2 separate regions of the Mus musculus genome follow, and region 2 is linked to region 1. Evidence: chromatin loops called from intact Hi-C (ENCODE). Cell type or tissue: gastrocnemius. All regions are shown on one strand. Each heading gives the region's core, and the rest is flanking DNA. Links, peaks and the distances in the headings are about the cores only.

The links. Hi-C counts contacts between places; a loop is a spot of excess contacts. Peaks named below come from ENCODE experiments on the same cell type or tissue, not always from the same donor. Only the 100,000 strongest peaks of a DNase experiment are listed, where the experiment ranks them.
Region 2: it touches region 1 in a loop (2.6-fold over the local background); 3 of 42 quality-filtered maps call a loop at or near these places.

What each region holds. Positions count from the first base shown.
Region 1 is chr4:127,035,882-127,047,693 of GRCm38, reverse strand. Zmym1 (zinc finger, MYM domain containing 1) reads left to right here. Exons shown (of 8, transcript NM_026670.5): 8 at 1-600. The coding sequence ends at 52. It also overlaps a transcript of Sfpq not described here. Among named protein-coding and RNA genes, the nearest start is that of Zmym1, 19 kb to the left of the region's middle. In gastrocnemius, for the core only: no CTCF peak of the experiment used is centred there; a DNase peak (open chromatin) is centred at 7,351.
Region 2 is chr4:126,888,382-126,900,975 of GRCm38, reverse strand. Zmym4 (zinc finger, MYM-type 4) reads left to right here. Exons shown (of 30, transcript NM_001114399.2): 16 at 228-371; 17 at 1,007-1,044; 18 at 2,536-2,680; 19 at 5,581-5,696; 20 at 7,510-7,681; 21 at 9,908-9,961; 22 at 10,801-10,980; 23 at 11,367-11,461. Among named protein-coding and RNA genes, the nearest start is that of Gm25604, 34 kb to the right of the region's middle. In gastrocnemius, for the core only: no CTCF peak of the experiment used is centred there; no DNase peak of the experiment used is centred there.

The sequences.
Region 1 (11,812 bases), core at 3,813-11,812:
AAGACTGGGGGGAATTGTCGAAAAGTTCATTAGTCAAATGAAAGATACGTGAGACAAACTTGCAACTTTGAGCTTAATTAAAAGAATTCTGTGGTTTTATTAGAATCCTAATGAAGTTTTGTTTGTTGGAGGTTCTTTGAGACAGATAGGGATCTTGCTCTGTAGCCTAGGCTAGTCTTGAATTTGTAAGCTCTTGAGACTGATTGACCCTCTTACCTGACTCTTCTCCTTTAAAGTATTCCAGTTGACGTATTGTGTCGTAGGCACATCTACATTTAATACATTTACTGAGCAACTACTATATGCCAGATAGTATGATATGTGCTGGAGGTATAGCAGAGAATTAGGAGCCTAGAGTCAATTGAACATAGTTTTTTCTAATATAGAAATCTAGTAAGCCTGGCACAGCGGCACACTTTCCTCCAGGACTGTGACTCATTGGTAACATACTTAACGTCCCTAGAATGCATAAGGCCCAGATTCAATTCCCAGTGCCAAGGAAGTCCTGTAATACCATCATAGCTGCTAGTGACCGTGTGCATTGTTAAATAAAATTTTAACTAAAAACCATTGCTGGGAAGAGAATAGTTCTACAGAAGCAAAAAATTAGAGGCCTAACTAACTCTGCTACCAGCAGAGAGATGCAGAGTGGCTGTGAGGTTAAGGTTTGAAATACAGAGTAGGTGGACCAGGTAGTGGTTTTTCTCTTAACAACTGCATCAGCTCATTCCGAGAGGAAAAAGATAAAGGAAGTAGGGAGTTTAGCAAGGCTGATTGAGCTTTGGTTCTCAGCTACCTGCCTTGTTGAAAGAATAAAGACAGGGGTTAAGCAGGTGGCACCTGACCATTCAGAAGCAAGGAAGTCATTTCAGGTTCTCAGCCCCCAACTAAGGCGGCTCAGAGCGTCAGCTGAATTCTGGGCTCCCAGTAGTCACTTAGTTGTGCTGTCCTTATTCTCCAGAAGAAGCCAAAAGCCAGAGCAGAGGGAGTCCAGCCCTCATGCCTTTATAGAGGGGACCTGGTGCAGGTGGCATTCCCTCTGGGCTGCACACAGAGTAGCGCCTCCAAGACTAGAATCAATTCCACGGGAGCCACAAGCCCCTAGACTTGCTCCATGGTCTGTCTCCATTTCCCTTAGATCTCATCTGCTGAACTGCACTTGTGCCAGCAAGTCCTTCTCCAGCCTCTGTGTCCTCAGGGTGGACATGATGTGGACAAAACGTATTGGTTCTTCAGTTGTCTGGTTAGTCCCATCTTCATTGACTGGGCCTTTATTACACCACAGCCTAGTTTGTGCCAAACTTCACTTGGATTCCCTATGGCCTCTGCCAGAAGTGTCTTGCTCTGTTGCTAACCACCCAACCCTCACTCTCGGGCATAATGCACCCTAGGTTCACAGACCTGCATGGATTTGGAAAAGGTAAAAGTCCTAGCTATCCTTAGCTGTGCAGTGAAACTGAGTCCAGCAGGAGTGGTGAGCAGTCAGGGACAAGGCTGTCTTCAGGTGTGGGGATCCTGGGACTCCAACATGCAGGAAGGGGCTCTACCACTTGGGACTCTAGGATCGGTACCTGCCATGGTGGGGAAGTTAGGGATAGGCTAGCAGAGCTAGGCCATTGTGTACATTTCTTACACTAGAGGAAACAGTCCTCAGCATGCGTCTAGATAGAATTATACCTTTAGTCCCAGTACTTGGGAAGCAAGGGCAGATGGATCTCTGTAATTCTGAGACCAGCCTGATGTACAGAGCTAGTTCCAGGACGGCCAAGGCTACACAAATCATGTCTCCACCAAAACAGAAAACAGAAGTCTTTTCTAGGATAACATGTAGGGCTTGAGGTCTTGTGCCTCTTCTACTTCAGGTAGCCTCCAGGCATAGTTTTACACTCCCGCCAGCATGTCTGCCTTTGTTCTACATTGTCCCACAGTTGTTACTGTCACTCCCTCTAGTCTGAACTCTAGCTGCTTGTTGGAAATAGTTGACCTTGTTTATTCCTTTTTTTTTTTTAACTGTTTGATTTTTGTTAAGTTCTTTAAGCCATGACCTTTTCTCTGAAATCAGCTTCCTCTTCCACAGTGTTAGGGTTTTATTTCCTCTGATGAGACACTGTGACCCAAGGAACTCTTAGAAAGGCAAACACTGGGGCTGGCTTACAGTTTCGGAAGTTTGGTCTGTTATCATCATGGTGGAAAGCATAGCAGCATGCAGGCAGACTTGGTCCTGGAGGAGCCAAGAGTTGTATATTCTTGATCTGAAAGCAGCCAAGAAGTGACTGTCTTCAGTAGGCAGGTAGGAGACTCTGATGTCATCTTGGGCAGAGCCTGGGCATGCTGGGATTAAAGGTGTGCACCACCACACCCAGCATAGTTTTTAGTTTTGATTAATTTCCATCTTGTCCGACAATCAAGATTGATGGATTTTGCCCCTAAGCCCCCAAATTTGGTAGATGTCTCACACCCCTTCTGGAAATTAGAACAGCTATCTTTGTCAAGTACCTATTATGTAACTTAGTACTTTGCAAGTTACATTAGTGCTCTCAATAGCCTAAGAAGTAGGTTATTGGGTGCTCAAGAGATTGTGTAGTCGTTAAGTAGTTAAGGCTACTCTTCCAGAGAACCCTTGGTTCAAGTCCTAGCACCTACATGGCAGCTCACAATGGCCTACAACTCCAGTTCCTGAGGATCCAGTACCCTTACATTCACACACATGAAGGCAAAACACCAAATAAAAATAAATCATTAAATTTACTCCTTTAAATGGTTACAAAGCACCCAACTAGTAAAGATCAAAGTAAGATATAAAACAGGTGGTCCACGGATGGTATGATAAGCCCAGCACTTGGAGGCAGAGCAAGGTGGATCTCTGTGAGTAGGAGGCTGTGCTGATCTACAGGGTTCGTGCCCAGATAGCCAGAACCACATAGACCCTGTCTGTAAATACATCAATATATTCTTCTTGTGCCATGTGTAAGTCAGAAGGGTCTTGTCTTCACCATCATGTTGAATGAAAGCATCCTTTCTATTTTGCTGCTTCTGATTTGTGAGGGACTTACAAGCTTATCTTTTTTGATGTTGGTGGTTTGGTTTTTCAAGACGGGGCTTCTCTGTGTAGCCCTGGCTGGCCTTGAACTCAAAGATCTGCTTGGGAGATCTTGGGAGGTGGAGAAACATAAAACAGGCTCCCAGTCAGTCACAAGGATCAGACTGAATGTCCCTGCACTCACCTTGGTGCCTGTGTTGCTACGCTGTGCTGTTTCTCAACTCGGCGTTTTCTGGTGGATTGGTTTATTGGGATGTAAGTTGTTCCTAAACTGAGGGACATCTATCCAAACTCAGGAAAGTGTGAGTGTGTGTGTATTAACCACATGCTCAATCAAAGAAACTACTTTTTAGGCCCTTTTGGGCAGGAAGGGGTCTATGTAGACTTTTGCTGGCCTTAAACTCACAGAGATCCACCTGTCTCTGCCTCTGGGGTGCTGGGATTAAAGATGTGTCCCACCAGTCCTAGCCTTTTAAATGATTTGTATGTTGGAGGGTGGCGGTAATGTAGTTCTCTTACAGAATCAAACTCAGGTCGTTGTGAATAGTAGCAAAGTTAAAATAGTAGCATATACACCTTTATATCTCACAGTCTCTTTTTAAGATTTGTTTATTTTGTGTATATGATTATGCTTAGCTTATCTTCAGACACACTAGAAGAGGCCATCGGATCCTATTACAGATGGTTGTGAGCCACCATGTGATTGCTGGGAATTGAACTCAGGACCTCTGGAAGAGCAGCCACTAATCTTAACCACTGAGCCATCTCTCCAGCTCAGTAGTAAAATTCTTTATCAACTGAGCCATCTTTAAGGTGCCTGCATTTCTATTTTTTTAAATTAGATATTTTCTTTATTTCCATTCAAATGTTATCGCCCTTCCTGATTTCCCCTGCGAAAACCCCCTATACCATCATCACCCCTCCCCCAGCTCACCAACCTACTCACTTCCGCTTCTTGAATTTCTACTTTTTATTCATAAAATTAAAATAGTGCAAAAACGTAGCTGGGGGCAGAGCTCACTTGCTTAGCATGCACACAGCTCTGGATCAGGCCTCAGAACTGCAAAATTAAAGACAGGGAAAAAGAAAAGAAAAAAGGGACTGGAGAGATGGCTCAGTGGTTAAGAGCACTGACTGTTCTTCCAGAGGTCTCCTGAGTTCAATTCCCAGCAACCACATGGTGGCTCACAACCATCTGCAATGCAATCTGATGCCCTCTTTTGGGGTGTGTGTGTGTGTGTGTGTGTGTGTGTGTGTGTGTGTGTGTGTGTGTGAAAACAGCTACAGTGTACTCATAAATAAAAAAAAAAAGGAAAGCATTTACTGAGTGTATAACTTTTATATTTATTGAGCACATTCTAAGATCTACTTTTATTACAACCTACATGTTGCCCTCTCCCTTCACTAGGTATTAAAGTATTAAGTTAAAGTATTAGCAAAATAAGTCTTGAGATGAAAGTCAGTTTTTTGGTTAAAAGAATACAGCTGTACTCAAAGCTGGCAAACCGTCAGGTAGATGTCAGTGTCTCACCCTTGGGATTCTGAGTAGGTCACTTTGGGGCAAAGATCATGAAACCAGTTCCTAAAGTTCCACTGCTGATTTTGGCACAGTCAGCTTTGGGAATCAACTGTGTTACTGAATGATTTTCAAAGCATTTATATCCTCTTAACAAGAGATAAAACATATTCTGTGAAGACATATTGAGTACTGCACTCTGCACAGTAAAGACTAAATAGATTTCATGGGTGTGATCGTCTCCTTCTGGAAACATGGATTAGATTAGAGGTTTTGGTATGAGGGATTGGTGCCACAATCAGTAAATATGCTATTGCATAGCTGTTTGAGAGTCAGTCCACAGAGGCTACCTACCGCTCCCTGCAAGGCCTTAATTTACCCTCGACTGACTCTTTCCTTATCAACCCATAGAAACCAAGAACACCTACACCAGGCAGTGGTGGCACACGCCTGTAATCCCAGCTCAAGGAAGCAGAGGCAGACAGATCTTTGAGTTTGAGGCCAGCCTGGTCTACAGAGTGAGCTCCAGGACAGCCAGGGCTACACAGAGAAACCCTTTATTTTGTATATATGGGTATTTTATCTCTATGTATGTCTGGTGCTGGAGGAGGTATTTATTTATTTTTGTTTTTCGAGACGGGGTTTCTCTGTATAGCCCTGGCTGTCCTGGAACTCTAGAATATATAAGCACCCTGGTTGTTTTTAATACATTTAATAAATATATTTATTTGACCTGGAAAGATGGTTCTGCTACTAAAGGCTAGGCTCACCCTTTTACTTATTTTTATCTTATGTGTGTGTCATGAATGTCTCTGCAAAATGTTTATTCAGTGCCCACAGTGGCCAGAATTGGGAATCAGATCCCTGGGACCTGAGTTAAGGATTGTTAACTGCCATGGAGGCACTGAAACTCTAAACTAGGTCCTGAGGAAGAACAGCTAATACTTTTACCCACTGAGTCTTCTCTTCAGACTCCCTTGGTTGTTTTTTTAAAGAGTTATTGTATTTATGTATCTGTGTGGCTGTGTAAAGAAAGATCTGGGCAAGGTAGCTCACACATTTTATTCCAGACTTGGAAAGCAGAGGCAGGCAGATCTATTGAGTTGGAGGCCAACCTGGCTTTAATAGTTTCAGGTAAGCCAGTGAGACCCTAAACAAGCAAACAAACAAGTAAATAAAAAATTCCATCTTTTAAACAATAAAAATACCAAAATGTTCTTTGACCCTCCTTAAATCTGGTTGGGACAAGATTTGTAAATCTTATTTGTAGTAATAGCTGTTGACTGCAAAGATCACTGGAAACTTCTACAAATTTGAGGACACCTTGGTTACATAGTGAGATCTAGGGCTACAAAGAGAAACCGGTCTTAAAAAAACAAAAATTAAGAAAGGACACTACCCTAAGTTCAATTCAGGTTCTCCACAATAAAAATTTTCACATTTAAAGTATTTTTAATTACTTTGTGTACACTAATGTTCTGTCTGCATTTGTGTCTGCTATAGTGAATCACATGCCCTGGAACTGGAATTACAGACATTGTGAGCTGCCATGTGGTTCTGTAAATTGAACCTGGTTCATCTGGAAGAACAGTCATTGCTCGTAACTGCTGAGCCATCTCTCCATCCCGACAAAATACCTTTAAATCTTCTAAAACAAAACAAAAAGCAGCAACTGGGAAGTGGTGACACGGGCCTTAAGTTTCAGTACAGTCAGGGTTATTCAGAGAAACCCTGACTTAGAAAACATAAAACATGGGCTGGAGAGATGGCTCAGAGGTTAAGAGTGAAAAGTCCCAAGTTCAATTCCCAGCAACCACATGGTGACTCACAACCATCTGTAATGGGTTCTGACACCCTCTTCTAGTGTATCTAAAGACAGCTACAGTGTACTCACATATATAAATCTTAAAAAAAAAAAAAAAAACCAGAAAAAAACCAAATCCACAAGTCAAGAAGATAGAGTAATCATGTAACGTATTAAAGTGGTGAGGGTGGGACTGTGGCTTTGCAGTTAAGGTGATTGCAAGACTCAACCTCAAAGAATAGGTCGTGTATTCCCTCTGTGTATTATGAATGCAATGAATCTTATAATTAAGAGAAAAAAAATAGGGGGGCTGGCGAGATGGCTCAGTGGTTAAGAGCGCCGACTGCTCTTCCAAAGGTCCCGAGTTCAAATCCCAGCAACCACATGGTGGCTCAACCATCCGTTAACGAGATCTGATGCCCTCTTCTGGACTATCTGAGGACAGCTACAGTGTACTTACATATAATAAATAAATAAATCTTTAAAAAAAAAATAGGGCTGGAAGATTCAATGGTTTTTTTCATCCTTTTCAAAAGTAGTTTAGGGCTGGAGAAAAGGCTCAGTAGGTAAGAAGTCTAGCTGTTCTTCCAGAGGTTCAATTCAGAGTACCCTCATGGTTGCTCGCAATTGTAATCCACTCCCTGAAAAACGGTGACTACTTCTGCCCTCCTGAAACTATGTAGTCTAGGCTGACTTTGAACTCTCAGAGATCCACCTGTCTCTGCTACCCAAGTGCTGGGATTAAAGGCATGCATCACCACACCCTAAATATTATAGGTTTTTAAAAGAGAGCATATTTTAATAAATAAAAACGGTAGCTACTCTGGGGAGTGATGGGTTAAGAGCACCTACTGAACCCCCTACATATGTGTGGTAGATGTGCGGCTTGAGTGGGGGTGGGACGAGGGGCAAGCTGTCTCTGACTCTTGTTGCCTGCCTTTGGATGGATCACTTTCTTCTAGCTGGGCTGCCATGTCTGGCCTCAATTGGAGAGGATGAGCTTAGCCTGACTTAGTCCTTAGACTTGATGTGCCATGGATTGGTACCATGGGTGGTAGTGGGGGTGGTGACAGGGCTCCCTCCTCTGAAAAGGGTGGGGGAGATTGGAGAAGGTGGGTGGGCACGGGTCTGGAAGGAAAGGAGGAAGGGGAGATGAGATCAGGATGTAAGGTAAATAATATTTTAAAAATATAAGAATTCAAATTGTCAAAATATCTGTATGAAAAAAAAGCATTTGTTGCTCTTTGATTTCTAGCACCCACATGTGGCAGATGACATAACTACAGTACACAGACACACAAACAAAATGAAAAATTTAAATGAGAAAGACCTAAGTTCTCCCTCACCATTATCAGAGCTTCAAAATAGAACATACTTCAGTCTTCCTGTCTTACCAGCCTCAAAGGAAACAAGACACATCTGTTTCAAAGGATGAGAACATGTGCAAGGCCAGCCTTCAGCCTTGGCTAGTTGGGTAAATGAATCTCAAAACCATTGCCAGTTCTTCTTGATTATAGGAACTAAAACACAGTTAACAATTTTGTGAAGACAGAACTTGGAGGCAGGCAGATTTCAGCCTGGTCTACGGAGTTCCAGGACAGCCAGGGCTACAGAGAAACCCTGTCTCAAAAAAAAATAAAATAAAATAAAATAAAATAAAAATGATAATGAACAAAGAAAATGCTGCCAACCAGATTGCCTGTCAAGCAATCCGAAGTGCGTTCTGACTGATGTTCAAGGGCGCCACTCACTTTGGGAGGTGCCATCCCTGGCTGATGGTCCTGGGTACTATAAAACTGGCTGAGTATGCCAGAAACAAGCCCCCCATGGCCTCCACATCAGCTACTGCTTCCTGGTTTCTTCAGTTTTGATTCCTACCGGGTTCTTTATATGATGGATTGTGCTGCAAAACTGCAACCTAGAAATAAACTTTCCTCCCCAAGCTGCTTTTAGCTGTTTTATTCCAATAGAAACCACAGCTGGAGAGATGGTTCAGCAGCTAGGAACACTGTCCTGAGGTTCTGAGTTCAAGTCCCAGCAACCACATAGTGGCTCACAACCATCTGTAAAGTCAAGTGTGTCTGAATACACCTACAATGTACTTATATACATGAAATAAGTGGTGCTGCTGTGCCTCCAAGGCTTACCACCTTCAGTTGACTTGTAAATGTGGCTTCCTGTTGAGTGCAAGAGAAAGTATAACTGGAGTGCCAAGGATAAGATGGTCAGATGAGGCACCTAAAGATTGGAATTGAAGAGTCCAAGTTAGGTGGTAACAGCTTGGAAGGCTGGGGCAGAGTTCTTCAGAAGGCAGTATACGCTTTGAATCAGCGCTCCATATATGGTACAGTTTCACCCATAGCCAGGATTCATGGGTCCAGGAATCAAGGGGTGGACTATCACTATCACTCCTAGTGACCCTCTAAGAAGAGTCCAACTGGGACACAATTTTACCTTTTCTGTGTGCTTTTCGAGGTCTTGCTAAGCAGTCTAGCTTCAGGTATGGGTACTTTTATTCACAGTACAGAACCAAGTTCAAAAATAAAGGGTCATTGCACTAATCTTCTAAATCTCTAATCCTATCATAGAAGTAGATCCACCATCCTCTGCCTCCCAGATGCTGGAATTAAAGGCACACACCTTTATACAAGTCTGCATTGCTTTCTGTTGTGTTCACTAGTCATCTATTCCCCTCAGTGCTCATTTGTCCATCCTGGTCAAATTTCATGTACATACACATGACCTGTGTTGAGAATTTATGCCAAGACAGGACTGTCAATTGAATACTCATATTTAGGCTTGTGGTCATTAGGGCTCGTATCTAGGATAAGGCAGATTTGGTTCTAGTGTGCCAGCATTTCACTACAATTGTGATTTTGTAAATTCCAGCAATGTTTTAAGTGGCCACACAACTGTTAAACCAGCAGTATATCAAGTTCATTTTTAATAGACTTCCTGTCATGGTTTTGTATATTAGGAGTGGCCCTGTTAAAGTGTGTCACTGAGGGTGTGTGTGAGCTTAAGACACGTGCTGCCTGGAAGCCAGTCTTCATGTAGCAGATGGAAGATGTAGAACTCTCAGCTCCATCTGTACCACACCTGCCAGGTCACTGCCATATTCCTGCCTTGATAATGGACTGAACCTATAAACCAGCCCCAATTAAATGTCCTTGGATGAGCCGAGCAGTGGTGGAGCATGCCTTTAATCCCAGCACTCGGGAGGCAGAGGCAGGAGGATTTCTGAGTTCGAGGCCAGCCTGGTCTACAGAGTTCCAGGACAGGCAGGGCTACACAGAGAAACCCTGTCTCGAAAAAACCAAAACCAAAAACAGTTGCCTTGGTCATGGTGTCTGTTTACGGCAGTAAAACTCTGAGACACTTGCCAACACTTTAATGGATCTTCGTGTTATTGGGAGTCTACTCCTACAGAGATAGGAACTTCAGGTAATAACCTATTTTAACTTCCGAGAGGTACAGGAGGCTGTGTACTTCATCTGGGTGCACTACAGAAACAAAATTCTTACTGAGTCATTTCTTCATGTACCAAACACTGACTTAGGAGCTCAGTTTCCAAAAAAACAAACACGCACACAACAAAACTCCACCTGGAAAGCTTTACTAGCTGCTGCTTTGAAGCAGTTTATTTCTTCTAGTTTCAGTTCAGCTGGTGACTGATATTTCTAAATAAACTTAATAGGTCTAAAAGTGTATTCTTCCATCTTGTGGGTTTTTAAAAGAACAAGTTTATATACCTGCTTTGAAATAAGGACTCAACGTAGACTAGCATGAAGCTAATGTTCCCATTTGCCTCTTGAACCTTTTTCCAAGTTACGTTAGTATGTGCACACACACTGCAATGTATGCTTAAAGACAAGACAATTTGCTGGACTCAGTTCTACCCTTCCATCACATGGATGCCAAGGATTCACCTCAGGTCATCAACCCTGGTGCAGTGCACCTTTAACCTTTTCCAAGTTGGAATTCTTTCTCTGAAGCTTACTTATTAATCTCTACTTAAGTCTTGTTCTTTCCTGTTTGGTCACATATAGCAGCATGATGGAAGATGTAGAACTCTCGTGGTTTTTTCCCTTTTTAGGCGGGTCTCACTAGCTGTTTGTGCTGGTGCTTCACAGATCAGACAAGACTTGCCTGGAACTCAGATCTGCCTGCCTCACTGAAAGTTTGTTTCCTTTCAAGACTTCACTGGGTGTTTTGTAGCCCCACCCCCAGTTATAGTTTAGGGCACCAAATTTAAAACCATTAAATTTGGGCACACAATCAGACAAATCCTAGAAAGGAGTCCTACTTGAACAAAGACAATTTTTAAAAATAAATTACTTTATTAATGTCAAATTCATTCCTCTTTCGTCTTGACTCATTTTCTGATACAGCTCACTTGATCCTGTTAATTAAAAAATATGATTAATCCAACTTATCAAAACTTCCAAGTGTAGCTTACTAAGCTCTAATACCACCATGTTAAATCAAGGACTGGTAATTAGTGACAGCTTTATAGCATGAGCTTCAAGTTAGAGTGCTGGATCAGGAATATCTCAGCTATCTTGGCTTGTGTATGCCTGACATCTTTCATGACGCCCTTCGTCAATTCTTAAATTGACATACACACCAAGTTTGGTGACACCCGATTGTGTCACCAAATTAATTTGAATATCATTTCACTTACCTAGAGTCTTTGTCAGTCTAAGTAATTTGTGGCTTTCCTTTTTAGCTGACCCATGTTGTGTGCTGTCTTGAGAACATCTAATTCCGCCTATAATTAAACATATATTTTTTAGTTCATTAAGAAAAAATACTACTTTGGGCACAGGCTCTGAACAACTATTATAACTATAACAATATATTACACACAAAACAGAAATTGATATGTGTGGCAAAGACCAAGGTGACTAGAAGATCCACCCTCTGACATGGATAAAATTTTAAAACCTGCAAATACAAGTCTGAAATTACAGCATATTTCATCTCCCAGTCCTCTGAAAGAGCAGCCAGTGCTCTTAATCAAGTCCATTCTCTAGACATAACATGTATTTTTTTAATTTTTTACTTGACAATTCCTTGTTTTAGTCTTATCTTTTCCCCTTGGTACTGAAAATCACAATACCAAGACAGCAATATGCAAGGGAAGTGCTCTTTAACTATTTTTAAAAAACTAGATTTAGTATCTTTGTAAATTTTCAAGGACCCCAGATTTTTCTTTTTTTTAAAAAAAAGATTTATTTATTATTATACATAATTACACTGTAGCTGTCTTCAGACACACCAGAAGAGGGTGTCAAATATCATTACGGATGGTTGTGAGCCACCATGTGGTTGCTGGGATTTGAACTCAGGACCTCTGGAAGAGCAGTCAGTGCTCTTACCTGCTGAGCCATCTCGCCAGCCCCAGGTTTTTCATCTCACTGTTATTTTAGCCATTAAAGATAAATCAGGT
Region 2 (12,594 bases), core at 2,011-10,010, 140 kb after region 1:
TAATCAAAAACTAGCAAACAATGCAGTAATTTAAGTGGCAAAGACAAAACATTACACTTGATCTTATCCAAAAGGCCAAGAAGTGGTAAAGCAAGCCCGTTATTTCTGAAGTTTCTCTGCTCCGTAGCAACTTATTCAGTTTTGGAAACTTTGGTCTCCTTTGAGCTGTGGATTTCTATGTAAAACAAATAAATTATACTAACTTTCTTCTTTCTTCCTCTTTTAAGTAGCAAGTATTTCCATGGTTCAAGCTGCTTCTGCAGGGCCTCCGTCCCTCAGAAAAGATTCAACTCCAGTCATTGCTAATGTGGTATCTTTAGCAAGTGCTCCTGCTGCCCAGCCCACAGCAAACACCAACAGCGTCTTACAAGGTATAGCTTGATTTGGACCGCCTTTCTTACTACTTGAATTAAATATTGTATATGGTAGGTTATTTCTGCACTGGTAAAATGAGCCAATTCAAAGCAGATTAGAATATATGAATGGCAGGTCAGTTGGGAAGCTGCTCTCAGGTGACTTCACTGACTCCCAAGGACCAAGGCTAAGGAAGTCACCATGGGGGTGAGGGTTGGGAAGAAAGAAAGGGCACACGTGTAGTGGGGAGGAGATCCAAAATGTTTGGATTATATAGGGGAGAGCCTCTAGAGGAAAGAAAGCCCATCCCCTGGGCTGGAAAGCTCAGGGTTGGGACAGGGTATATGCCAGGTAGGGAAGGATGCTGAGAGAACCTGGAGGCCAGTTCTGCTTTGAGATGTAAAATACACACTTTAATCCCTTGTCTCAGGGTCCTAAACCAAACTGTATGTAGCTCCTGGCAGCTTGCAGCACCACTAATACGCACCGTGGTGTCTTCACAAAGTCCCCCATCTTTTTTTCTTTTTTTAACTTTCAGGTTTACTGCTTGCTTTTACTGAACTAAGTGGAAAGATACATATCATCTGACTAGTGTTTATGAGCTGATGTTTAAATTTAAAGATCCTAAATTTATGTTTCAATTTCTATTAAGGTGCAGTTCCAACAGTTACAGCGAAAATCATTGGGGATGTAAGTTAATTTGGTCTTATTATATTTTCATTTATATGTATTACATATAGGTCTGAGCTAATACATTCTATTAAGGTATAGAATTGTTTATGAATACAGTTCCTATTATCTAATCAGGTCTTTATATATCTTTATTTCTTTGAATGCTTGGTAGGTACCTTTATGTAATTAATTACTGAAGGTTTTTTAAAATTATGCATAATTAAAGTAAATGTACTGAGGCTGGTCATGTGATCTTAGAGACTGTTCTTTTTTGTTGTTTTGTTTTTAGAGATTATTTATTTATTTTATGTAAGTACACTGAAGCTGTCTTCAGACACCCCAAAAGGGAGCATCAGAGCTCATTACAGGTGGTTGTGAGTCACCACGTGGTTGCTGGGATTTGAACTCAGGACCTTCGGAAGAGCAGTCAGTGCTCTTAACCGCTGAGCCATCTCTCTAACCCTGGGTATTGTAAATACCCACACTTAGGCCTCCTCACTCCCATTCCATGCTAGTCATACTGTATATAATTTTTTTTTTTTAAAGGATTTTTTAAGATTTATTTATTTATTTATTATATGTAAGTACATTGTAGCTGTCTTCAGACACTCCAGAAGAGGGAATCAGATCTCGTTACGGATGGTTGTGAGCCACCATGTGGTTGCTGGGATTTGAACTCTGGACCTTCGGAAGAGCAGTCGGGTGCTCTTACCCACTGAGCCATCTCACCAGCCCTGTATATAATTTTTTTCCAGTCGATAATATCTACATTGTCTCTTAAGTGAAGAATAAAGAAAGAAAATAATGAACAGAACATATGATGAAACAGTGATCTTTCTTGAAAATGTTCCTAGCCTCTGGGATAATGTTTTATGTTTGAGTTACTTTTTAATTCTTTTGTGGTGGCAAACTCTATACCCTAGACCTGTAGTTTCAGCCCTTCAAGATTCTTGGACTGATCACAAGTGATTCCATTAATGTTGGTTACATCCTCCAAGTCAGTCAGGAAATAACAGTTCTCATTTAAAACTCCCCCATTGTACTGATGATTATCAGTGTTTTACAGTAAGCTTATTGGTATTTTTGTTTGTTTGTTTTTTCTTTTTGGTTTTTCGAGACAGGGTTTCTCTGTGTATCCCTGGCTGTCCTGGAACTCACTCTGTAGACCAGGCTGGCCTCGAACTCAGAAATCCGCCTGCCTCTGCCTCCCAAGTGCTGGGATTAAAGCGTGCGCCACCACGCCTGGCAGTGGTGTTTTCTTGATAAGCAAATACAGTAAGTACATTAGTCAGTTGATAGTTATTAAATGTTCTTTGTTGCTGTCAATATTTCAGGTATGTGATATATATTTATTAGCATATTTATCTTTTGGTTCTGCTTTGTATAGGTTCTGCTTTGTATAGTGATAGGTCTTTTAAAGTTGAAATTCTTATAATTACTCAAAACATTTTGAAAATCCTTTGGTTTCTGATTTTCTTTTTCTTTTTTTTTTTTTTTTTTTTGAACTAGGCAAGTACTCAAACAGATGCCCTGAAACTTCCACCTTCCCAACCTCCAAGGCTTTTGAAGAACAAAGCTTTATTGTGCAAACCCATTACACAGACTAAAGCCACGTCATGTAAACCACATACTCAAAACAAAGAATGCCAGACAGGTACGTTTCTTGGGATGTTGTTTTATTTAGGGCAAGGGAATGGAGCATCTGATTACCTTGAGTACTGTCTCCTGCTTACGTGGATTGCCCAGTGTAGTTTGCACACTTTTTCTGTGAATAAGGTATTTATCTGTCTGAGACTTATTAAGGTAGCTCAAATAAAAGTCAATTCATAGTATACTATGAAAACTGTTAATTTCTTCATTAATAACTAATGTTGTAGGTTTACTGTAAGCTTTAGAATAATGTAGACAGGATTTGAATTTAGAGATGCATTAGTTTTTTAATGTGCTATTAAGTTTATACAAATTAATATTATCTTATTTTCTCATTTGTGTATGTGTTCATTTAGTGGTGTGTGTGTGTGTGTGTGTGTGTGTATATATATATATATATATATATATATATATAAAATCTCTTTGTACTTCTTGCATGTAACACCTATCCCCGTTCCCTCCTACTGTCTTAAAAAGTCAGTTGTATTGGTGAAAAGTCAGTTGCGTTGGTGGTGGTGGTACATACTTTTAATTGCAGCACTCGGAGCAGAGGCATGTGGATCTCTGAGTCTGAGGCCTTCCTGGTCTACAGAGTGAGTGAGATTCAGGACAGCCTGGGCTACACAGAGAAACTGTCTCAAAAAAAAAAAAAAAAAAAACCAAAGTCAGTTGCACTAAGGGTGGTGTTATAGACCTTCACTCTTAGTGTTCATGAAGGGGCACACAGAGCTTTGAGTTGAGGCCAGCTCTGTAAGTTATCTGAGGTAGAGTGATTAGGGTCCCAGTGTTCTTTGCCTGTCTGTTTTTGGGTACAACCTCCATCTTGTGAATGAAAGCTGTTTGGACCATTGGAGCATAAGCTGCTTCTTGGCCACACACATTAGGAATTTATGTTTGTTTTTAGTATTTTATGTGTATGAGTACCCTGCTTACATGTATACATGTGTACTGTGTGCCTATTCCTGGTGCGCATGGAAGTCAGAAGGGCTTTGAATCCTCTCTGAAAGGAGTTAGAGACATTTGTGCTCTTGTATGTGGGTATTATGACTTGAATCTGAGCAGCAAGTATTTTCAACTACTAAATCAATTCTCCCGTCCCTCCTAGTGAGTCTTAAAAGCTTTAGCTGGGTGTTGAGAGTAGAGAGAAGTCCATTCATTTTTGACACAGCCAGTCAGAATTGAGCAGTTTTTTTCAAGTTGTTCTAAGGTGAGCTTAAGTGGTAAAGCTGGTAGAAATTTTAATACAGTTTTTGAAGAAATATTTCTATTTATTTTTCACAATCATGGCAGTTGCCTAAGAATTACTCATATAGTCTTCATCTCCTTTTTTTGTTTGCTTGTGTTTAGATAGCTTCTTTTGCTGCCAACCATAAGTTCCAAAATTTTTAAACTAGAAAAGACTCCTAGATGCAAAGTTGTCATCCTGTAAGCTGGTAATCCTGAATAACATGCACACAAATTAACTGAGGCCTACGTAGGAGGTTCCTTTTGGTGGAACCTCGTTTTTTTGTCTTACCTGTATGGGCATACATGTATCATGGTCAGCATATAGAGAGGTCAGAGGACAACTTAGTTGGCTCCTGGGAATTCTCATCATAAAGTACCTTATTATTTTCCACAATGGCTAAACTAATTCACGGTGCCCACCGGGAGTGTTGAGAGTCCCCCTTTCTCTGTGCTTATCAAGATTTTTTTTTACCTTCTTTTTTGATAGTAATCATTCTCAAAGATACGAGATACTTTATTTTAATTTTTTTTAATTTATTTTTATTTATGTATTTGTGTGCCTTCTTACCTATGTGTGCACCAGGGACATGCAAGTGCCAACAGAAGCCAGAAGAAGGCATTGAGTTCTCTGGAACTCAAGTTGCAGGTAGTTATGAGCCCCTGATATAGGTGCTGGGAACTAAACCCAGGTCTGTTGTAGGAGCAGCAAGTGTACTTATCTGCTGAGCTGTCTATCTAGCCCTGTCATTATAATTTTGACCATTTCTCTGGTGATCATTATTAACACTGAATATTTTTTTATTGGCACAGTCACTGTTTGTCATTATAATGAAATGCCCAAGGCAGGTAATTTAAGCAGAAATGGTTTATTTAGCACCTAATTTTGGAGTTATCACACAATGTTTGGGGATGCAATTTCTTGGCTCTTGTTACCCTGTGGTGTGGGTAACATAGATGTGAATATTTTGGGGAACAAGCAATTGATTCCTTCTATACCAAGAACAGATGAACTCATACCCTATACTACTTCTACTTCCTTATGAGAGTATGGTCTCTCACCCCCTTGACCTAAAGTTTTCTTAAAGGTTCTCCATCCATGAGCAACACCATGTTGACCACTTATAAATTAGGTTGTTTTTTTTGCTGTTTACTTGTTTGAATCCCTTGTCAAATGTATAGATTGCAAATATATTTTGCCATTCTGTAACTTTTCTCTTAGTTCCCGGATTGCTTCTGTATATAACATTTTGAATTTGGTTTAGTTTCTCTGGCCAGTTATATTTTGTTGTTTTTGTTGTTGGGGTCATACCTTTAAAATAAAACCCTTTTCTCAGAATAGTATACTGAATAATTTTTTTTATTATCTACAATACTTTAGTTATTTTGCTTGTCTTGCATTAAAATCTCTGATTCATTTTGAAGTTTTTTTTTCTTTTTCCTCCCTTTTTTTTTTTTTTTTTTTTTTTTGGTACAGGGTTTCTTTGTGTAGCCCTGTCAGTCCTGAAATCACTTTGTAGACTAGACTTGCCTCAAACCTGGAGATCCCTTTGCCTCTGCTTCCCACGTGCTGGGATTAAAGATGTATCACCACTGCTTGGCACAGATTCTCCTCTTTAAGATGGAATTATTCTACATGGTTTCTAACCCACTTTTATCTGTGTGTGCTTTTTTCATTAGACACTCCAAGTGAGCCCCAGGTTATGGTGGTACCAGTCCCTGTGCCAGTGTTTGTTCCCATACCTCTTCATCTTTACACCCAGTATACTCCTGTCCCCTTTGGGATTCCAGTTCCTGTGAGTAATCATTGAGAGATAAGATCTAATTTAGCTTGCATTTTCCTCACTTAAAATTTTACAGCTGTGTAATAAAATGTCATACTTCTTGGTAAAATATACCTGATTTTGGTTGGCTGCTGTTATATTGCCTTTGTTACTTATTTCAGAGAATGTAGACATTGTCCTTTACTCTCATACCTTATCTTCTGAAAGAGTGTTATAATGTAGCATGGTGTCTCACACCTGTAATCTCAGTACTTGAGAGGCTGAGGAAGGAGGATTTCGGCCAGTTGAAGGTCAGGTTGGGCTACATAGTGTGCTCCAGGCCAGTCTTGGCTGCATTGAGACTCTGCCTCAACATAACAAAAACAAGGGCTGGAGAGTCAGAGGACCTGGCTTTGAGTCACAGCACCCATATTTGTAACACACTCACCTATTTGTAACTCCACTTCCAGGAGATCTGTGCCTTCCTCTGACCTCTGTGGTACACAGACATACATGTAGGGAAAACATTCATATACATAAAGTAAGTCTGAAAGCAACTAAGGAAAAAAGAAAAAGTTAGTTTTGGCATCACTCAAATGGAAAAGAAAAATCAAAACTGTATATATATAATTCTGAATTCTGGGCCAGCAAGATGGCTAGCCTGATAATCTGAATTCAATCCCTAGAACCTACATAAAGGTAGAATAACTCCTTACATTGTCCTTTGATTATGGCAAATATATCTATTACATATTAACATATAATAACCACTACTAATAATAGTAATACTACTTCTACTAATAATAATGGCAAAACAAAAATTAAGAGTCCTGAACTGTAGCAAAGGTAAAAGAAGATTCCTGTCATTATATCTTACTTTCTTTAAATATATTGAGAGTTTTGAAATGAAACTGATTTTTATGTCGTAGGATTATTCTTTTTAAGGCTTTTAGAAGCACTTTGTTAAGTGTCTAGAAAAGTCCTTAGTAGTTGTTGTTTTGTATTTTTTGTTTTGTTTATAATTATTTTAGGTTTTCAGACAGTGTTACTAGGTAGCTCTGGCTGGTTGCAGATGTAACATGTACTCTATAGACCAGACTGGCTTCAAACTCCCAGAGGTCCATCTGCCTCTTCCTTCCATCTGCTGATTTTAAGGCGTGTGCTACCATGTATAACTTGCTTACTAGATTGTTTGCTTGCTTGCTTGTTTGTTTGTTTTTTGAGACTGGGTTTCTTTGTGTATCCCTGGCTGTCCTAGAACTCTTCTCTGTAGACCAGGTTGGCCTTGAACTCAGAGAGGTCCACCTGTCTCTGCTTTTCATGTGCTGGTATTAAAGATGTGTACCACCACCACCTGACTTAGATTTTTATTTTAGTCATTCTAGTCTAATAAAAATGAACTACCAAGACTCATAATTCTTATCAATGAGAATATCTTCTTCCTCCCCCATTATTTTAGTGCTTACATCATTACACAGATTTTGACAAGAAATCTATTGTATAAGAAACCTTCAGGCCGGGGAGAGTGCATACCCAGCATAGTACTTGCTGTGCAAACATCCAACTGAGTTCAGTGTCCAGCATTGATGTAAAAGCCAGGCATAGCCCCTATGCACACACCTACACTCACGGTGTTTGAAAGTCAGAGACAGGAAGATTCCTGGAACTTGCTGACCAGCCAGTCTAGCCAGTGTGCTGTATCTGTGTTCAGTGGCAGACCTTGTCTCATAAAAATAAGATAGTGAATAACTGAAGAAGATACCTGCTGTGGACCTCTGGCCACATACACACACACACACACACACACACACGAAACCTAAGAAACCTTCGGTCTTTGTTTTTTCAGATGCCTGTTCCCATGTTTATTCCATCCTCTATGGATAATGATGAGAAAGCAACTGAGGGCATTGAAGACATTAAAGAGAAACTTGCCACACATCCGTTTGAAGCAGATCTCCTTGAGATGGCAGAAATGATTGCAGAAGATGAAGAGAAGGAGAAAACTTTATCCCAGGGAGGTTCGTGCAATCTTTAAAATAATTTATTTTGAGCTCACTTACAATTCTATATCTGTATCAGAAGTAACATTAAGTTTCATATTATTTTTGTATTTTATCATTACGTTCAAACCTATGTTCCATGCACAAGAATCCTTAATATATAATCAATTGCGTACTGATGTTGGCTAAATAGAAGCATGGGTCAGAAGACCTGTTGTCTCAGTTACCTATAGAGAAGTCTGATTCTGTTAGTTTGGAATAAGGATGTTGATAATGGATGGTGTTTATTCATGTGTATTTCTCACAGTCTAGACAAAGTCCTAGTTAGTATATTGTGTGTTTTCCTGCATTTAGTCTTCATAACCAGCCTGTGAAGGGAGTATTGGTTACCTTATATTTCTCATGTTGAAATTAAATGTTAGTTTTGTACTGGTTATATAGCTAGGAAATGATAAAAGCAAAATTTGGCCCCCAAACACATAATTAAACAGAACTTTACTGATCTATATTCCAGGACGCTTTCTAACCTTGATTGTACCTTCTTAATTTGTGATTACAGGAAGAAGTAGAAGAAATATAGTTGTTGAAATGTGAAGCACAAAATTGCTTTCTTATATCATGAATGAACTAAGAATGTTCTTTGTGTTTTTTGAGCCCAATACCAATTTTTTCAGTCAGTAGTAGATTTTTAACAATTAGTGAGGTTTCAAGGGTTTTATTTGTTTTTAGAAGTAGTATCTCATGTGGCCCACACTGGCCTTGAACTGCTGATCCTTCTAATTCCCGCTCCCCCAATCATTGCTATGATTATCATCATGGACCAGCATGTCCAGCTAGCTGGTGGGGTTTGATTTTGCATAATAAGTAATAGAAAAAAATGTTCACCATTATTGCATATCAAGAAACATTGTGAACTTTGCTGTTCCGTTGCCATCATGTATGGGTCTTTTAAGATTTGTGTTGGTTTTAATTAAGTGCAAGTGTGTATTTTTGTGCCTTATGTGTTAGTTTGTGCAGCACTTAAGTCCAATGCCTGGGGAGGTCAGGAGCATCCCCTGGAAGTGGAGTTACAGGTATTTGCGAGCTACCTAGTTTGGATGCTAGGATCAATTCCTAGCCTCACATCATCTGCAAGAACATAATGTGCTCTTAACTGACCAACAGGTTTGTAGTTTGTACATAGTGTCATCTTATTATCAGTATTTCTTATGTACTTTCTCTTTAATGTATTATCTTATAGTTCTAACTCATTTGCTAATGAATGTCTTAGAATATGAGTGTTATCTCTATGCTTGACCATTTTTAACTTCTAATAGTATATTTAATTTAAACGTTGAGATAATTCATGATTTAAAAAAAACAAAAAACACCTTATTTTAAATTGGCCTTTTGTAGCTAGGTGTGGTAGTAAATACCCATTATTTTAACACTTGAGTGGGTGAGATTTATGTAGTCAGTCTGAGCTGTAATGTTTTGGTAATATAATGCCAAAAACTAGTTAGTATCCAACAGGGGATAGGGTGACTTTTCTGTCACATTACTATTTAACATTCATTGGGTTCTTCACTTACAGATGGAGAACTTTGCCTTTGTACATCATTGAGTCAGAAAAGCTTTAGAAAATAAGCTAGCTTCAAGACAAACACTTGCAATTACTATAAGTAATTTACCTACTAAAATGAAATGGTTAAGACATATGGGAAGGAGAAAAAGGACTTGGGACTAATTTTTCTTTGATTTCATGAAAAAACAAAAGCTAAGAACAAAAGCTTTTCTTAAATAAGCTGAGAAAACATCCTTTTCTATGTTGAGTTTCTGAATTTCATTTCAAATATCTCATTTATCATTGAATTTTGTTTTCATCAACTTCATGAAGCTCTGTGGGCTTCATGCTCATGTATCGATTACATCTGTTCTAAGTCTGTTGGCCTTCGGGGGCAAGTAGAAAAGGCGTATTTGAGTGGAACAGTTTGTCATTTTTGCATGGATGTGTAACAATATGAAAGGATTTCCGATGAAAAACCAACACAGCATGAAAAGTAAAGCCCTTCTTCCTGTGGCTTCTTATGATGTCCAGAAGTGTGAGCTCTGCTGGCGATGTGAATGAGCCAGCTGCTTTTATTACAGTGTTTCAATATATTGATGAAGCAGGCCTTGTGTAGAGAAGTCTGCTTACCTAGTCCCCTCTATTGAGTAGAGAAGTCATTTCATGTGAGATTTGTTTTGTTTGCTTTTTTTCTTTAGAATCTCAAACTTCTGAACAAGAACTGTTTCTAGACACCAAGATATTTGAAAAAGGTTTGTAGTTATTAATATATTTTAGTTTTTAGAAATACTATTCTCTGCTAACAATAGGAACTCAGAAGACTATCCTTGGGCTTAGTAGTTTATAATTTTACCTAGTTTGTGAGGGACATGAATTGACTGTCATGCCAATTTGTAATGCAAATAATAAATATCTCAAATATTTTAATATTTGAGATAATGCATTGTAGTGTTTACTAAGAATATGAATCTAATTCTGTGAAGCCGTTAAAGAAGTTACTTGATTCTTTGTTTCGCGCGTGTGTGTGTGTGTGTGTGTGTGTGTGTGTGTGTGTGCAATGTGTGTGTGCTTGCGTGTGTGTGCGTGTGTGTGTGCGTGCGTGTGTGTGTTACTTCCTCACAGAAGCATCTGGGTCAGAAAACTGCACAGGTAAATGTAGTTTATACATGTATGTGATCAATATATATTAAGGTTAGAAGGCATCTTTGGGTATCTTTCCTCAGGCACCATCTGCTTGAAAAAAACAAAAAGACTTTTTTTTTTCACTGGCCTGGAATTAGCCAAGTAGCCAAGTAGGCTAGTCTGGCTGTCCAGCAAGCTTCAGGAACTCACCTGTTTTAGGTGCTGGGATTACATCCTGACATCATGCCTCTCTGTTTTTCTTTTTAGAAGTAGGTTGTGGGGCTCAGTCTCAGGTCCTCTTGCTTACATAGGAAATACTCTACTGATGAAGTTCTCTCTCCAACCATAGTTACTTTACTAGTTGTGTCCTAATAATTATCTTTTAACCATATTTTGGTTTTTAGGATGTAGGAGTTCAGGAGAGTTTCTAAATATGTCAGGAGAGCATGTTTGGTTTCTTCACTTTCAGACCAAGGAAGTACATATAGTGGTGATCTTGAGTCAGAAGCAGTATCAACTCCACACAGCTGGGAAGAAGAGCTGAATCATTACGCATTAAAGTCGAATGCTGTGCAAGATGCTGATTCAGAACTGAAACCGTTTTCAAAAGGGGAAACAGAGCAGGATCTGGAGGCAGACTTCCCATCAGGTTTGTACCTCATAGACGGCTGAAGGTCGTCATAGACGGCTGAAGTCAGAAGATTGGGAGAGCTCCAAGTTTGCAGGGTTAAACGGTGTGAAGTGTTCGGGAGTCTTCTGCCTTTATAAATGTGAATATCTGTTGCAAGGTTCTTGTAAGTGGTTAATTTTATTGTTTGCAATTTTTAATGACCTTTTCAACAGTAACTATTTACGGATGGTTTCCTTGCTAACTGCCGTTTCATTCATGTGTTAAAATCCGTTGTGCATCTTAACTATATAAGCGGAGGTCTTTATCACGGAGACTGGACTGATGATTACTGATACTAGTCTTATGAGCTCTCTTAAGTCTGTGTGTTACATACCTCACACTGGGCTTTCTGCTGCTTTTTTCAGAATCTTTTGACCCACTTAATAAAGGACAGGGGATCCAGGCACGTTCTCGAACAAGACGAAGACACAGAGATGGATTCCCCCAGCCCAGACGGCGAGTAAGCGGAAGCTTAAGTTTACAGTTTGTGTTCTTTTGTTTAGCAGTATTTATTAGTTTTCTGATTAAAAGCTTTGTAGGAGCCCAAATTAAGTATTTTCATTCTTTTTTTTTTTTTTTGTTTTTTCGGGACAGGGTTTTCTCTGTATAGCCCTGGCTGTCCTGGAACTCACTCTGTAGACCAGGCTGGCCTCGAACTCAGAAATCCTCCTGCCTCTGCCTCCCAAGTGCTGGGATTAAAGGCGTGCGCCACCACGCCCGGCTCATTCATTATTTTTTAAGTGTTTTAGTTTTTAAGGTTTTTTGCTTTTGTTTCTTAGTGTGCAAAAAAGAAAACCAACAATACCATTTATTACATATTTATTTCTAATCAGGACGTTTCCTTTGGTATTTAAACTTACAGACTTTGACTTACTACTTTAACAATCTTTTTATAGCCCTGAGAGAGATCAGGGTTAAAGAGTACTTGTTGCTCTTACAGAAAACCAAGGTTTGATAACCAGCACCTACATGACAGACAGACAGCTCACAACTGCCTGCTGCTCCAGTTCCCAGAGCTTCTGGGTGTCATCTTCTGCTCTCTACAGGCATTGCATAAACATACATGCAGGCAGAATACCCATAAACATTAAAAAAAAATTGCGGGGGCACTTTTTATAATCTTTAATGGGCCCATGAGATGGTTTTAGAGGGTGAAGGTGCTTGTTCCCAAGCTTCACAGCCTGAGGACTCATAGTAAAAGAAGAGACACGTTTAGACCCTAGTATATACAGGCCGGTAGTTGTCCACCTGCATATGTGTGCATGCACATACACATAATAAAAAGTAAATAAATTCAAGGTAAATTAATAATCCAGAGACTACAGAAATGACTCAACAGATAAGAGCTCCTTTTGTTCTTGCAGAGAACCTACTACCCCAGGAGATTCAACACACTTTTCTGGATTCTAGGGACACCATCACAAACCTGAACTTAGCCACACATACATATTATTAAAAGTAATCCAAAGTTTTTAGTCCCAACACTTGGGAGGCAGAGGCAAGAGGATCTCTGAGTTTAAGGCTAACCTGGTTTGCAAATCCAGTTTCAAGACAGCCAAGGTTACACAGAGAAACCCTGTCTCAAAATAAAAT